Regions from separate parts of the Homo sapiens genome. Here region 2 is linked to region 1. Evidence: read pairs that join two places in POLR2A ChIA-PET (ENCODE). Cell type or tissue: Panc1. All regions are shown on one strand.

Region 1 (8,000 bases):
AGTCCTTCCAAGAAAATGGCTAAAATCACATCACTAAGAAGTGGGTTGGCTGGACGCAGTGGCTCACGCCTGTAATCTCAGCACTTTGGGAGGCCAAGGTTGGTGGATCACTTGAGCCCAGGAGTTCGAGAGCACTCTAGGAAACATGGTGAAACCCCATCTCTACAAAAAATACAAAAATTAGCCAGGTGTGGTGGTGCATGCTTGTGGTCCCAAGTACTCAGGAGACTGAGGCAGGAGGATCACCTGAGCCCAAGAGGTCTAGGCTGCAGTGACTCCAGCCAGGGTGACAGAGTCAGGCCCTGTTTAAAAACAAAAAAAAAGAAGAAGAAGAAGAAGAAAAAGAAGTGGAAGTGGGTTACTAATGTGTTTATTCATCTGACCGCCACTTCTTCAACAATTGTGAAAATTGTAATGCTGATGAACATGATGCTGATAATAATAGCTATCACATATTCAGTGCTTTGTGCCAGGCGCTTTACTAGTACTTTATTAGCTTCTGTGTGCCTTCATTTCCTCGTTTGTAAAATGGGAACAGTAGTAGTACCACATACGGTGACTGAGGATTAAATGAGCTAATACATAAAATGGTAAGATCTTAAAAAAATATTAGCTTGTTTCAGTTAGCTATTGCTGTGTAACAAAGCATCCTAAGCCACAGGGGCATAAAATAGCAACCATTTCTTTGCTCATGATTCTGCAATTTGGACAAGGCTCAAAGGGTCAGGGGATTTGAGATGGTTCATTCCTACTCCACATGGTGTCAACTGGAATGGGAGTTAGGCCATCCCAAGATGGCATCACTTGCACGCCTGCACATCAGCTAAAAGTTGGAACAGCCGCGGGCTGGGGCAGATCTATAGAAAGGGCAGGGCTCCAAGAGTAGAAGCAGAATCTGCCAGGTCTCTTAAAGCCTAGGCCTCCATTTAGTACAGCATCATCTTCATTGTATTTTTTTTTTTTTTTTTTTGAGAAAGAGTCTCACTCTGTCACCCAGGCTGGAGTGCAGTGGTATGATCTTGGTTCACTGCAACCTCCACCTCCCGGGTTCAAGTGATTCTCCTGCCTCAGCCTCCAGAGTAGGTGGGACTACAGGAGTGCACCACACCTGGCTATTTTTTTTTTTTTTTTTGTATTTTTAGTAGAGATAGGGTTTCTCCATGTTGGTCAGGCTGGTCTCGAACTCCTTTCCTCAAGTGATTCACCTGCCTCAGCCTCCCAAAGTGCTGGGATTACAGGCATGAGCCACCGCACCCAGCCTGCTTTCATTGTATTCTATTGGTCAAAACAAATCTCAGGGCCAGCTCAGATATAAGGAGAAGGAAGGAGACTCCACCTCTTGATAGGAAAAACAGCAAAGAATGTGTGGCTGTCTTCAATCACAGCTATTTTAATTCCACAGTAACAGCCTTGTCACTGGTCTCCCTACTTTAATCCTTAATGCCTTATAGTCAATTCCCCACACAGAAGCCAGAGGAGTCTTTTAAAGTACACTTTAGTGTGAAGAATTTTAGAAGGAAACACACACACACACATACACACACACACAAACACCTGACCACGCTCCTGTCCCCAGCTTAAAATTCTACAACTTCCCACTACATGTGGGGTAAACACCCAAACTCCTTATGGCATACACAAGGTCTGACCTCTTGCTCTGCATCAGCCTCTAGGCTCCAACCATCCCAAACTCTTATCTCTTAAAGGAGTTAATGCCTACTCCTTCATCACCTCAAACCTCATTTCCTAGGATCCGGATTTGATTTCCTATCAAGTATTCTTATAACACTCTCTACCTTTCTTGGTAATTTCACACGTGTGATTATTTGATAGTCTAAATTACTGTCCCTATTACTGTAGGTTCTATAGGGGTAGGGGAATATTTTGTTCTCTTCTGTGTTCCCAATGCTGAGGAGAAAGAAGAGGCAAGGTGAAATACTTGTTGAATATCTTGAGCCCTCAGAAAACTTTAAGGCAGCTCCTTGGAGTTCTGTAGAAAGGGGATCGGCAGAGTCCCCGCCATGCTGGGATCCAGATATGTGCTCTTCAATAGTTTATTTGATAAGTAGTTACTGAGCCCTAACTGTGTGCCAAGCACTTTTCTATGTGTTGGAGATAACGGAGGAAGTAGACAAAAGCCCCTTCCCTGATGAAGTCAACAGTCTCCTAGAGGTAAGGGTCAGGGGAGACAGACCATAAACACAGATAAATTCTACAGAGTGTTAAACAGTAATATGATTAATGCTAAGGATAAAGTTAAAGAAGCAAAGATAGATGTGACTATAAGTCACAAATTTAGAAGGGTGGTGAGGGAAGATCTCAGGAAGGCAGTGACATCTCAGGAGAGACCTAAAGAGGAAGGAACAAGTCTGGGCTATTTGATAGATGAGTTCTTTAGGCAAAGAAAAGAGCAAGCACAAAGGCCCTCGGGCCAGTGTGGCTGGAGCACAGGGAGTAAGAAGAGTAGATGATGTCAGAGAGGTGATGAGGGCAGACAATGCAGGGCCTTGCAGAGGACTCTGGGTTTTACCCCGAGCAAGATGTAGCCTTGGAAGTGTTCTGAGCGGGGGAGGGATATGACCTGATACAGGTGCTCACAGCATCCCTCCAGCTGCATGTAAGGAACACTCTGGGGGCAGGGGTGAGAGCAGAGAGATCACTGAGGAGCCTGCCATAATGGTCTGTGAAGGAGATAAGGGTGGACAGGAGTGAAGGTGGGGAGAAGTGGTCAGGTATATTAGCTGACAGACATGAATATAAGACAGAAAGAGGAGTAAAGGACAATTCCAGTGGTTTGGGCCTGGAGAGGATGGGGGGAGCATTTACTGAGATGAACATGCAGGGAAAAAATTTTGGGGAAAGGAGCAGGAGCTCAATTTGATCAAAATTACTCTGGAGATACCTCTAGATTACCAACAGGTTATGAGGAAGGCAGCCAGTCAGGAGCTCAGGGGAGAGATTCTGGGATGGACATAGAAATGTGACACATAATGGGAGGCCGAGGCAGGCAGATCACAAGGTCAAGAGATCAAGACCATCCTGGCCAACATGGTGAAATCCAGTCTCCACTAAAAATACAAAAATTAGCTGGGCATGGTGGCGTGTGCCTGTAGTCCCAGCTACTCGGGAGGCTGAGGCAGGAGAATTGCTTGAACCCGGGAGGCGGAGGTTGCAGTGAGCCGAGATCACGCCACTGCACTACAGCCTGGAGACAGAGTGAGACTCCGTCTAAAAAAAAAAAAAAAAAAAAAAAGTGACATATACATTTCCATGCCTCTCCCAAATTCCTCACAAGACCTACGTGATCTGGCCCTGCTGATGTCTCCTTGGTAAGTTAATGGTACGCGCGCACACACACACACACACACACACACACACACACACACACATCCTGGGCCCTCCCCTTCCTAGGTATTGATAATGGTCAAGTTACCTAAACTTTTCTGTCCTAGGTATCATTTACAAATGGGAGATCACATCAGCACCTGCCTCCTAGGATTGTTCATTCAAGACATTAGCCACTGAGCATCTGCTCTACGCGCTGGAGATATCCCTTCTCCACTCCTCTCCGCCTCCCCCTCCCACACAGCCTGTCAACCTTCTGGACGTCTCTCCCATCCCCTCTTGCCCTCCCTACGGTGGCCCCTGCCCTGATCCATTCCCAACACCTCTTGCCTAGGAATCTGTCACATCTGCCACCCTGGGTTTCCTGACCCCAGTCACTTTCCCGTTAATCTATTCTCATGTCACAGCAAACTGGGCCGTACCCCTTCCCTACTAAAAATCCTCCCATGGCTCTTCATTGCTCTCAGGACAAAATCCAAGGTCCCTAAATGATCAAGAAAATCTTCCACATCTCATTCATACAGAATTTTCAGTATGATCACCAACACCAGATCGCCTGCAGTCCATGTTCACACAACAGGCTGTTTCTCTCTGCCTTTGCGCAAACCATTCCACCACACCGCCCCCGACCCCCAAAACATCCTTCCGTCTTCAGGTCTCAGCTCAGACAGCTCCTAGTCTTCCGGGATGATCTTCCTACCAAGGTCTCCTCGGGTTCCCACCGCGTTCCATGCCGCCTCCATTAGTGAACATACATAGGTCCGCAACGGGGTCTTGCCTGTCTCTCCCACTGAGCGGGGCTTCCCGCAAGCCGGGCCAGGCACAGCGGCCAGTGATGTCCGCGTGCTGGGGCCTCTTCAGGCCTCGGCGTCTACTGCCCGCTCTGGAACTGTGAGCGACAACCGGCACTCTCTCCCGGGACGGCGCCGCACCCACCTTCTGCACACCTCGGAGACCTCAACACCTGCGCCAAAGCCACCCAGTCACAGCCTTCTCTCCCTCTCCTAAACACCATGAACATCCAGGCCCCGGGACCTCAGACTGCTCATTGGCTGCCTGAAAACCCGCCCCCAAGCCTGAGAGAAAAGAACTCTGGTTGCTGTAGTTCCCCAACGAACACCGCAGAAAGCGATTGCTAAGTAGAACTTCATTTCCCACAAAGCGCCGAGCCCCAGTGGTGGCAGACGGTACCCTTTGAACTGGGCTCTTGATTGGCCGGTTGGGAGACGTACATTTCCAAATTACCGTGGAAACAGGACCACTTACCTGGAACCCCGGGAAAATCTTTTTGTCTCAGAATCTCAAAACTCTTTGTTTCGCGATGATTCCAAAGAGCTGGACAGTACACGTGGGGACAGAGTCTGTACCTATTGTCTGCCTGTTCCCCAGATGGCACCAACAAAGCCTCCTAAGTGTACTCAGCTGCTACTGGACGCCTGCTTGGCATGAGGAGCCACTCTTGTGCTAAGTCTGCGGACGCCCCGGCTTATTAGGGCACCTGTTTCCCAGAGACAGGCCAGAGCTGAACCTTTACCCTTTCAGGGTCTATTTACCCAGGAAAAGGCAAATGTAGGCCAGGATCCTGTCCACGATCTATCTAGAATGCTGATGCCCCAGACCTGCAGACTCATGCCTGCAACACGCGCCACAGCTTCCCCACGAGACGTCTCCACACCAGAGCTCCTCCAGCACCCCCTCCGCAAACCCCCTTCCCCACCATGCCTCTGAGGGTCGGGTGAGGGGAGCCGAGGCCCTGCAAACGCTCAGGCAGGCATGTGAGAAAGCTCTTTACTGGGGGTACAGCGAGGAGGAGCAAGGCCATCTCCCCCTACCTGCCCCCACCCCCTCCTAGGGTCCTGGGGTGAGGGGGGGTCTTCCCTCCACCGGACCACCACTGTCTTTGGTACAATAAATAGAAAAAAAGGGGGAGAGGGGCCCAAGGGTCCAGTCCTTAGTGGGGAGGGAGCGGCCAAAACCCTCTCCTTGACCCCCCTGCCCCAGGCCCCAATCAGTGCAGGCCTCACCCACCCCAGCTGGGTAGCAGCAATTCCAGTCAAGGAGAGAGATGAGGATGGGAGCCCAGGGCCCCCAGATGGGGGAGGGTATGGCTTCAGGAGGGGCCCCAGGGAGGGGGCAGGGTCACGAGCTGGCTGCTGTGCTCTGGGGTACACCACGGAGGCCCAGGTGAGGCCCCAGAGTGGCAGGGTCATCAGGAGGCGGGAGGGGTGGACGACCTCCAGTCATCCGAGTCCGGAGGGCTGAGGCAGCCGGGTGCTGGGGGGCAGGCGCTGGGTGAGGTGGGGAGCAGTCAGCAGGGCCGCCCACCAGGCTCACATCCATCAGCTCCGGGGGTGGTGGTGAGGTTGGTGATGGGGGACGACCAAGGTATCGGGGCTGGGGGGGTAACTGGGCCCCGGTCCCAGGCAGTGACGAGGCAGAGGCAGGGGCTTGATGTGTCTTGTGGGGCACATCACCCCCTGCCCAGGGCCGCAGCGGCTGGGAGGGTGGGACCTAAAAAAGCAAAGGAGCCATGGGTGATGGAGACCCTGGTCTCTAAGCCCCAGGCACCACCACCCACCTCCAAAGCCCCCAAAGCCCCATTACCTGGGGGCTGTTCATCTCACAGTCTGTGATAGGGGGCCCAGGGCCCCCACAATATCGGTTGCTGTAGCGGTAGGTCCGGTTGTCACTGGAGGAGCCACTGGAGCCTCCTGGAAGTGCCAGGGAGGAGAGGTGAAGGGGCATAAGGTGAGAGAAGGTGGCGAGTGGGTTTTGGGATGGCTGAGGGAAGGTCACGGCCCAGGCTCAGGTTCAGGCTTCAAGAGCAGAGCCCATCTGAAGCACCGGGCCCAATTCTGAGATTCTGGGTTGGAATTCAGTTTTGGGTTTTAGAGTCAGAACCAGTTTCAGGGCTCTGAGCCCAATTTCAGTGATTGTGTCAGGGCCAGTTGGAGCTCTCCCATCCCACACGTCATCTTACAGTTCAGGATCAGTTTCGGCGCTTTGTGTGAAGACCCAGTAACCAGGTCCCCCAGGACAGGCCAAACCTGAGCAGCCCCCACCCGTTGTACCCCATTTGGGCACCTGGGCACCCACCAGAACTGGAGATGGAGCTGGCGGTGCTGGAAGAGGGGCAGGTGTCGAGGGGCGCGGGCGAGGTGGAGGCACTGCTGCCTGCCGGGCCCGTGTTGGTGGCCTCGTCGGCCGTGCGGCGGAAGAAGCCGTGCTGCAGAGCCCCCAGGGGGCTGATGCGGGCGGCGGGCTCATACTCCAGCATGCGCAGCACCAGGTCCTGGAAGCGGAGGTAGTCGGCGGGGCTGTGGCCCGGCTCCCCCGCCCGCCGGCCCCCGGGCCCGCCCGTCTGCACGCCCAGCACCTCCTGCAGCCGCCGTGTCCCGGGGCCCTGGTAATCCTGGCAGGGAGGGGGTGGGAGGGGGGGCAAGAGAGTGGCCGTCAGTGGGCAGGAGGGGCAGGGAGACACACACGGGGAAACAGAGGCACAAGAGAGAAAGTGGAAAGAAAAGCTAAGAAGAGTTGTGGGGTGGGAAGGAGAGATGGGAGATGGGGTGGGCAGGGGAGGAAGGAAAGGACAGACAAGGGGGAGTGGAAGGAAGGGAAAGACACAAGGGAGAGGGAGCAGGGGGAGAGAGCCCCAAGTGTGAGTGAGGGGCCACGGGGTGGGAGGAGTGGCATGGGGCAGGGGCCGCACCTTCCTGAGTTCTTTCGTCCTTCGTAGGGTCCAGCCACCCCCAGGCAGCCGTTCAAAGTACTTGCGAGCCTTGGGCGCCTGGTCCAGCATGGCGGCCGGTGGGATGCCCAGCACCTCCACAATGCGGTTCATCTGGTCGACCTGTGAGCAGGCAGGGGTCAAGGTCATCAGGCCAGCCAGGCTCCACCCCCTCCACCTCCAGCACACCCCTTCCTGGGGGCACACCTCATTGGAGCCACTGAAGAGGGGCTCTCCGGTGTGCATCTCCACAAGGATGCAGCCCAGGGACCACATGTCAATGGCCAGGTCGTAGGGTGTGCCCAGGAGCACCTCAGGTGAGCGGTAGAAGCGGCTCTGGATATACTGGTAGATCTGGGAAAAGGGTAATCGTCAAGGGACCCAGCCTCCCCTACTGGTCCCACTGACACCCCCAAAGCTAAGAGGACCCAACTGAGGACAGGCTTCTTGCTGACAAAATGGGGACTGAGGCTCCAAATCCTGCCATTATCAGCACCAATTTTCTGGGAGCCACTGGTGCCATCTTGTTTATCAATCTGGGGAGTCTGCTGGCCTAGACAGACCCTGATCTCCACCCCCAACCCGGATCCTGGGCCCTTCTGGGTCACCAGGCAGAGGCTGACATTCCATAAGCCCTATACCATCGTCACTTTTAGTGGCAGCTCATACAGAGCTGCAAAGTTGAAGCCTTCCACCTCCATCCTCAGCTTTAAGAACAGAGAAGACAAAAACTTAGCGAGGCAGCACCCCTGGCTCAAACCCAACCCAACTTCACCCTGTTCACATCTGGCAGCTTCAAAATGGGCCCTGCCCCTCAGGCTTCACCCTTCCCATCCTAGTGGGCAGTATATTCACACCCCCACCCCAAGCATTATCCCTCAGTTCCCACGGCTCCTAATAATCCCATCCCAGCCAAGCCCCGCCCCTA
Region 2 (8,000 bases), 510 kb after region 1:
CCTGTAATCCTAGCAATTTGGAAAGGTGAAGCAGGCAGATCACTTGAGCTCAGGAGTTTGAGACCAGCCTGGGCAACATGGCAAAACCCCCTCTCTACAAAAAATACAAAAATTAGGTGGGCATGGTGGCATGAGCCTGTAGTCCCAGCTACTCGGGAGGCTGAGGCAGGACTGCTTGAACCTGGGAGGTCGAGGAGACTGCAGTGAGTTGACAAGGTGCCACTGAACCCCAGCCTGGGTGATGAAGTGAGACCCTATCACAAAAAAATAAAAATTAAAACTAAAAAACAAAAAACTGCCTATATATGTGTTATGTATGTACCTAGATGCTGGTCTGGAAAGGTTAACAAGAGACGGGGATATGGGAGTGAGGGAAAAGAGTTTGTTTTTACTGAATATGTTTCTGTATCATCTGAAAGTGCTGGAGTTACAGGCATGGGCCACCGCGCCCAGCCTTTTTAATAGAGATAGGGGCTCACTATGTTGCACGCTTGAACTCCTAGGCTCAAGCAATCTTCCCACCTCAGACTCCCAAAGTGCTGGAATTACAGGTGTGCGTCACCACACCCGACCAAGAGATCATCTCTGTACTCCAAGTCAGAAGGCCTAGCTTTGGACTATATCTCCACTCGTCTCCTCTGGTTCATATTAACGGTGCCACTTTGGGGTATTTGCCCTTGGCCAAGCACAGCCACTCATTTTACAGCAGGCCATCACTCTATCGTTGCTCCTGCCCCTTGGGGAAGAGGTGCCAAGGGGCCCAGCTACACTAACTGCAGGATCAGAGGGCAGAGGTGATGTATTTCCCTCCTCTGCAGCCACCATCACTGTCCCCTTGGCCTACGGCTCCTGCATCCCCGTTAGAACCTGCTTCTCAGCCACCGTCTGTAGGATATGACGGGCCCTGTGTGATGCAGAGGGAGGGACATGGACCCCGCAGGGAAGCATGCCCCTGATGGGCCAGTACCTTTTGCAGCCTGCTGCTGCTCCAGGATCTTGCGGGTGCGGGGTGTGGTGCCTTTGGGCATGTTGATGACGTACTTCCCCTCCATCTCAGCAGTGACCCGGCGCCGCTTGGCAGGAACAGCCAGGCTCTCCTCCTCCCGGCGGGCCAGGGCTGCTGGGGGAAGAAAGCAGGGGTATCAGCACTCTCTGAGACAGAACGTTCTCCCAGGATGGAAGCTGGACACTAGGTGTCCTTTATCTCCACACATTCATGACTGGAATCCCTTACCTTCCCAACCACCCACATCACCACTGACCGAACCACAGAGAAACTCAGGTCTCTGTTACACGAGGTCACAGAAGGTGCTCAGAATCCCCAGGCTGTGGCAGGCCTCCCAGGCTTTCTGTGGCTCTGTCCCTATTCCAAGCAGGCTTCTGGCCCAGCCCAGCCCACATCCCCTCGGATGGGGAACCTGCTGGGTGGTGGAAAGGTTCTAGAGCTCCAAGCAGGCAGTGCTTTATGGCTGCACTCACTTGTCAACAAGCACTTGAGCTGTGTACACTTATGAGTGGTGGATTGTGCATAAGTTACACCTCAATTTAAAAAATGAATCCCCTCAAACGTGTTAAGGGTTAAAAGAGCCAGTTGCTCCCAGGCTCGCCATCTTCGCAATACTTTGTTACACTGATTTTAACTTTTTTTTTTTTTTTTTTTTTTGAGACTGAGTTTTTGTTCTTGTTGCCCAGTCTGGAGTGCAATGGCACGATCTCAGCTCACTACAACCTCTGCCTCCTAGGTTCAATCGATTCTCCTGCCTCAGCCTCCCAAGTAGCTGGGATTACAGGCATGCGCCACCACGCCCAGCTAATTTTTGTATTTTTGGTAGACATGGGGTTTCACCATGTTGGTCAGGCTGCTCTTGAACTCCTGACCTCAGGTGATCCGCCCACCTCGGCCTCCCAAAGTTCTGGGATTACAGGTGTGAGCCACCCCGCCCAGCCTTTTTTTTTTTTTTTTTAAATGTAGAGACAGGGTTTCATCATCTTGTGCAGGTTGGTCTTGAGCTCCTGGGCTCAAGTGATCCTCCTGCCTCAGCCTCCCAAAGTGCTGGGATTATAGGCGTGAGCCACCATGCCCAGCCTGATTTTAACTTTTTTGCTTGTGGCACACAAATCAAAGGCCAGAAGAGGGTGAGGCACTTCCAAACCTGCAGGACAAAGGGGAGACTTTGTGATGGAGGTGGACGGGGCGTGATAGGAGTGGGTGTCAGAAACATGAAGCGCCCTGGGCCTCAGTTTCCACATTTGCCTTATGACACCATGAGGTCATTGCTGTGGGGATGGGTCCAGCAAAGGCTTAAGAGCATGGTGGACGGGAAGGCCTGGGAGCCCAGTGACTGCAGGCCCATTCCCAGCTCTCAAGCTGAGACCTGGAGGAGGACAGAGGCCAACATGGAGCAGTCTGGGAAGGAAGAGTGCTCAGGCCAAGGGGTCACCAGGAGCAAAGGCCCCATGATGGGAAGGAGGCTGGAGGGGAGCAAGCGAGCATGCAAAGTGGGGCGATGCAAGAGATGAATCTACATGATGCAGGGCCCTACAGACCATGTGGGGAAGATGGCCTTTATTACTGGAATAATGGGGAGCCCCGGAGAGTTACAGCCCAGGGGGTTACAGGATCAGACTGAAGGTTTTCAAGGATGGATCCCTTGGCTGCTAAGAGGAGGCAAGAGGTTCTTAACCTATGACCCCAGGCATCAAGCACAGAGCTGTGCACAAGTAGGGGGCTCGGTGAAGACCTGTTCACAAAGCGTGAACCCCTGAGTGAGAAGGCAATGCACACATGCCTCAACACACCAACTCAGGTGCTTCTGTCCATCCTCCTGGGTGGGGTATCGCCACCCCCCATGCTACAGATGAAGAAAGTGAGGCCCACAGACGTATGGCACCTTGACCAAGTTTACAGAGGTGATTCAGGTTCAAATGTTTTGTATACCTTGTGGCCTTCAAAGCACCTTACAATATTGGAAGCATGACCCCCAACACCTCCTACCAACCCACGTTCCCCTCCAGCTCCTCCTACCACCTGCCCATGTTCCCTCACCAGTGGCCTTGGCACTCTTTGCTGCCATCTTGTTGGACACAGTGACCGAGATCTTGGAGGTGCTGGTGTCCGGGCGCCTGGGGGGTGTGCTGGGTGGAGAGTCATGGTTCAGGCTGTTGGTGATCATTCGGGAGGCAGCTGTGGGGAGAAAAGGAGAGTCCGGTCGGGTGGGGTCCTGGAAGACAGGCCTCAATCCAGCAGTCTCAGGGTCAGGATGGAGAAGGTGAGGCTTGAGACTGAATGAGAAGGTCAGCGGGTATCACCCTGTAACTGCATGGTACTCGTGATGGGGATGCTTGGGGGCAGGGTGGGCTGCATCTCCCCAGGAACTAGCCCATCCCTCCCTATCCTGGGAGCCTTTCCTGAGGCTCTAGACCACACTAGTTCTGATCACACCTCACCCATCAGTCACCCAGCCTCGTGCTGAGTTCGCTTCGCCCCTCCCGGAGCTGCTTCAGCCATGCTGGTCTCCAGGATCTTCCTCACCTAGCAAGTAGGCGCTTCCTCAGGGTCCCTGCTGTTCCTTCTGCCTGGCATGCAGTTCCCCAAGCACAGCGGAATTGCTGCGTCTCATCATTCAGGCCTCCTCTCTGATGGCAACTCCTCAGAGAAAACTTCCCTGACCACCCCATCAAAAACAGCACCTCCTCAACCTCTATCACCCTTACCCACTTTCATTTTCTTCACAGCCCTTACAACTGCTTGACATTAAACTCTATTTGTTTACTGGTAAACTCACTCACAAGAACATAAGCTCCACGAGGAGGCTGTGTCTGTTTACTGCTGTATCCCAGTGCCTAAAGTGGTTTCTGAGGACAGGCACAAGGGCGCATGCCTGTAATCCCTGCACTTTGGGAGGCCTAGGGGGATGGATCACTTGAACCCAGTTCAAGACCAGCCTGGGCAACATGGCAAAATCCCATCTCTACCAAAAATACAAAAAATCAGCCAGGCATGGTGGCATGTGCCTGTAGTCCCAGATACTCAGGAGGCTGAGGCAAGAGAATCACTTGAGCCCAGGAGGTCAAGGCTGCAGTGAGCTGTGATCGCACTACTGCACTCCAGCCTGGGCAACAGAGTGAAACCCAGTCTCAAAAACAGGGGGGAAAAAGAAAGAAAACTACATTAAACCATCACAGAACATTTAATAAAACGTGACCCCCAAGCACCCAGCACCCAGGCATCATGACATTATTGGTACCCAGAAGTCCCAGGACAGATCCTTCCCTATCAGACCTCCTCCCTCTCTGCAGGAAGAAATTCTTGGTTTTCAGGCCTGCTCTCTCTCCTCTGTTAATAATATACCCCAGCACTTCTTCAGACATTTTTCAGGTTGGATGGGTGGCTTTATGTCTAATGGCTGCAAACTCTCTGGCTATGCAGAATCTGTCCTGTGAGAGCCTCCATTCACAATACTCTTTACCTAGCTGAGTGCAATAGGATCAGGATTTTCTGCTATAAAAGGCAAGCTGTTAAGAGGGCCCTACCTGTCCTGCTGTACCCAGAGGGAAATCTGCAGCTGAAAAGATGTCAGGAATGTGATGCTTTATTGTCATGACAGGCAAGCCCCATTTGGGTGGCGGTTAAGCAACCAACTCTGTCTTTACTCTGTCTTGCATTTGCGTTGCAGTCAGGATATCAGAATACAAAGAACTGTTCTCTTTCCCACTCCTGACAGACACATCATTCAATGTTCTAAAGTGTGTAAAAGTGATCATCTCAGGAATGTTTTTAGAGCATTCTTCCCACCCCTTTCTTTCTTTGCCTGTTTCCCCTTCTCTTTTTATTTATTTATTTTCATTTACTTTCCCTTTCTTTTTTTTCTTTTTTTTTTGAGACAGAGTCTCGCTCTGTCGCCCAGGCTGGAGTGCAGTGGCGCGATCTTGACTCACTGCAAGCTCTGCCTCCCAGGTTCACACCATTCTCGTGCCTCAGCCTCCCGAGTAGCTGGGACTACAGGCGCCCATCACCATGCCCGGCTAATTTTTTTGTGTATTTTTAGTAGAGATGGGGTTTCACCATGTTAGCCAGGATGGTCTCGATCTCTCGAGGTCTGACCTCATGATCTGCCCACCTTGGCCTCCCAAAATGCTGGGATTACAGGCGTGAGCCACCATACCCGGCCCTCTTTTTTTTTTTTTTTTTTTTTTTTGAGACAGGGTCCCACTCTGTTGCCCACGATGATGGAGTACAGTGGTGCCATCATAACTCACTGCAGCCTCAAAGTCCTGGGCTCAAGCAATCCTCCCACCTCAGCCTCCCAAGCCTCCCACAGCTAATTTACTAATTTTTGTAGAGACAGGGTCTCACTATGTTGCCCAGGCTGGTCTCAAATGCCTAGCATCAAGTGATCTTCCCACCTGGGCCTCCCAAAGTGCTGGGATTAAAGGCATGGGCCACCATACCCAGCTGAACATTTCATTTATAAAGATTTGAAAGACTGGTAAAACTAATGTGTGCTGTTAGCAATCAGGGTAGTGGGTACCCTGGAGACAATGTGGTGGCTGGGAGGGGGCACAGGGGGATTCTGGCAGGCTGGTCATGTTTCCATTACTGGATTTGGGTGCTGGCTACATGGGTGTCCCATCTGTGAATGGCACCCCACTGTAATATTATGGGTGAATGCTTTTCTGAATGTATGTTATGGAGGAGTGTTGCAGAAACGAACCCTAATTTGCTCAGCTTCTTTGCATCCACATCTTTGGGTAGGCCCTACCCACAATGACTGTGGACTTAGCCATGTAACTTGCTTTGGCCAACAGGACAAGAGCAAATGTTGTGCAAGCAGTGGCTTAAGAGGTGCTTTGCACACTGGGGCCAGCCCTCTTCTGCTGCTTTTAGGAACCCTGCAACCACCACTGTGAACAAGCCCAGGCTAGCCAGCTAGATAATTATGGACACGTAGCCAAGTCACCCTGTGGGCCCAGATAACATCAGGACAACCATCAGATATGTGAATGCGGCCGTCAACCCGGCTTCAACCTAGCTGCCAGGTGACCACTAAAATCAGCTGAGCTGGCCTAGAGCAGAACTGACCAGCCAACCCACAAAATCATGAGAAATAAACACCCATGTTTTAGCAAGACATGGTGGCTTGTGCTTGTAATCCCAGCTATTCAGGAGGCTGAGGCAGGAGGATCACTTGAGCCCAGGACTTTGAGGCTACAGTGAGCTATGACTGCACCACTACACTCCAGCCTGGGCAACAGAGTGAGACTCCCATCTCAAAAAATAAAAATACATGTCTGTGTTTTAAAGCACAGTTTTGGGCGGCTTAGTTATCAGCAAAGGGAAGCTAATGTGTATATTAAAATTTTAAAGTTTATTTTTAAAAAAGGTATCTGTCGGGTGCGGTGGCTAATGGCTGTAATCCCAACACTTTGGGGGGCCAAGGTGGGTGGATCACCTACAGTCAGGAGCTCGAGACCAGCCTGGCCAACATGGTAAAACCTCATCTCTACTAAAAATAACAAAAATTGGCTGGGCATGGTGGCAGGCACCTGTAATGCCAGCAACTCAGGAGGCTGAGGCAGGAGAATCGCTTGAACCCAGGAGGTGGAGGTTGCAGTGAGCCAAGATCATGCCATTGCACTCCAGCCTGAGCCACAAAAGCGAAACTCCATCTCAAAAAAAAAAAAAAATGGTATCATACTGCTTTTAAAAACCAAAAATAGCCAGGTGCAGTGGCTCATGCCTGCACTTTGGGAGGCTGAGGCAGGTGGATCGTTTGAAGTCAAGAGTTCAAGACTAGCCTGGCAAATGTGGCAAAACTCTGTCTCTACTAAAAATACAAAAATTGGCTGGGCATGGTGGCACACACATGTAATCCCAGATACTTGGGTGACTGAGGCACAAGAATCACTTAACCTGGGAGGCAGAGTTTGCAGTTAGCTAAGCGTGCCATCGCACTCCAACGTAGGCAACACAGCGAGACTATCTCAAGGGAAAAAAAAAAAGGTCAGGTGCAGTGGTGGCTCACGCCTATAACCCCAGCACTTTGGGAGGCTGAGGCGGGTGGATCACCTGAGGTGTTCAAAACCAGCCTGGCCAACAGGGTGAAATTCTGTCTACTAAAAATACAAAAATTAGCCAGGCGTGGTGGCAGGCACCTGTAATCCCAGCTACTCGGGAGGCTGAGGCAGGAGAACTGCTTGAACCCGGGAGGCGGAGGTTGCACTGAGCCAAGGTCGCGCCACTGTACTCCAGCCTGGGCAACAGAGGGAGACTCCATCTCAAAAAAAAAAAAGAAAAAGAAAAAATATAAATACAGTCAATACTCATCATTCATAGATTCCATATTTGCAAACTTGCCTACTCATTCAAATGTATTTGTAACCCCAAAATCAATACAGCAGTGCTTTCACTGTCATTCACAGACACACACAGAGAACATTTTGAGTTGCTCCAGACACGTTCCCAAATGAGGACAAAGAAGGCATTCTCACCCTCTTATTTCAGGTCCCGCTCTGTAAACAAGCATCCTTTGCCCAGTCTACTTGATGTCATGAATGTGAACATTTTTCACATTTTTGTTGGTGATTTTGCTGTTTAAAATAGCCCCCTGGACGGGAGCAGTGGCTCACGCCTATAATCCCAGCACTTTGGGAGGCCGAAGCAGGCAGATCACTTGAAGTCAGGAGTTCGAGACCAGCCTGGCCAAGATGGTGAAACCCCGTCTCTACTAAAAATACAAAAATTAGCCGGGTGTGGTGACAGGTGCCTGTAATCCCAGCTACTTAGGAGGCTGAGGCAGGAGGATCGCTTGAACCCGGGAGGTGGAGGTTGCAGTGAGCTGAGATCGTGCCACTGTACTCCAGCCTGGGCAACAGAGACTCCATCTCAAAATAAATAAATAAATAAGAAAATAAATAAATAAATAAATAAATAAATAAATAAAATGGCCCTCAAAGCACAGTGTTGAAGTGCTGTCTGGCTTCCTAAATGTAAGAAGGGT

What was found. Peaks named below come from ENCODE experiments on the same cell type or tissue, not always from the same donor. Only the 100,000 strongest peaks of a DNase experiment are listed, where the experiment ranks them.
Region 2: POLR2A ChIA-PET joins it to region 1 with 5 read pairs; 2 of 35 experiments call an interaction of 5 or more read pairs at or near these places.

Annotation. Positions count from the first base shown.
Region 1 is chr19:39,820,231-39,828,230 of GRCh38, forward strand. It overlaps DYRK1B (dual specificity tyrosine phosphorylation regulated kinase 1B), which reads right to left. Exons shown (of 11, transcript NM_004714.3): 7 at 7,280-7,426; 8 at 7,055-7,195; 9 at 6,442-6,757; 10 at 5,950-6,056; 11 at 5,120-5,856. The coding sequence ends at 5,485. Among named protein-coding and RNA genes, the nearest start is that of MIR6719, 5.6 kb to the right of the region's middle. RefSeq lists enhancers at 3,598-4,584, 4,053-4,442, 4,585-5,569. In Panc1, no CTCF peak of the experiment used is centred here; a DNase peak (open chromatin) is centred at 4,461; H3K4me3 peaks cover 1,986 bases; H3K27ac peaks cover 1,967 bases.
Region 2 is chr19:40,325,367-40,333,366 of GRCh38, forward strand. It overlaps C19orf47 (chromosome 19 open reading frame 47), which reads right to left. Exons shown (of 9, transcript NM_001256441.2): 6 at 3,047-3,184; 7 at 968-1,120. Among named protein-coding and RNA genes, the nearest start is that of C19orf47, 19 kb to the right of the region's middle. RefSeq lists a silencer at 5,763-5,963. In Panc1, no CTCF peak of the experiment used is centred here; no DNase peak of the experiment used is centred here.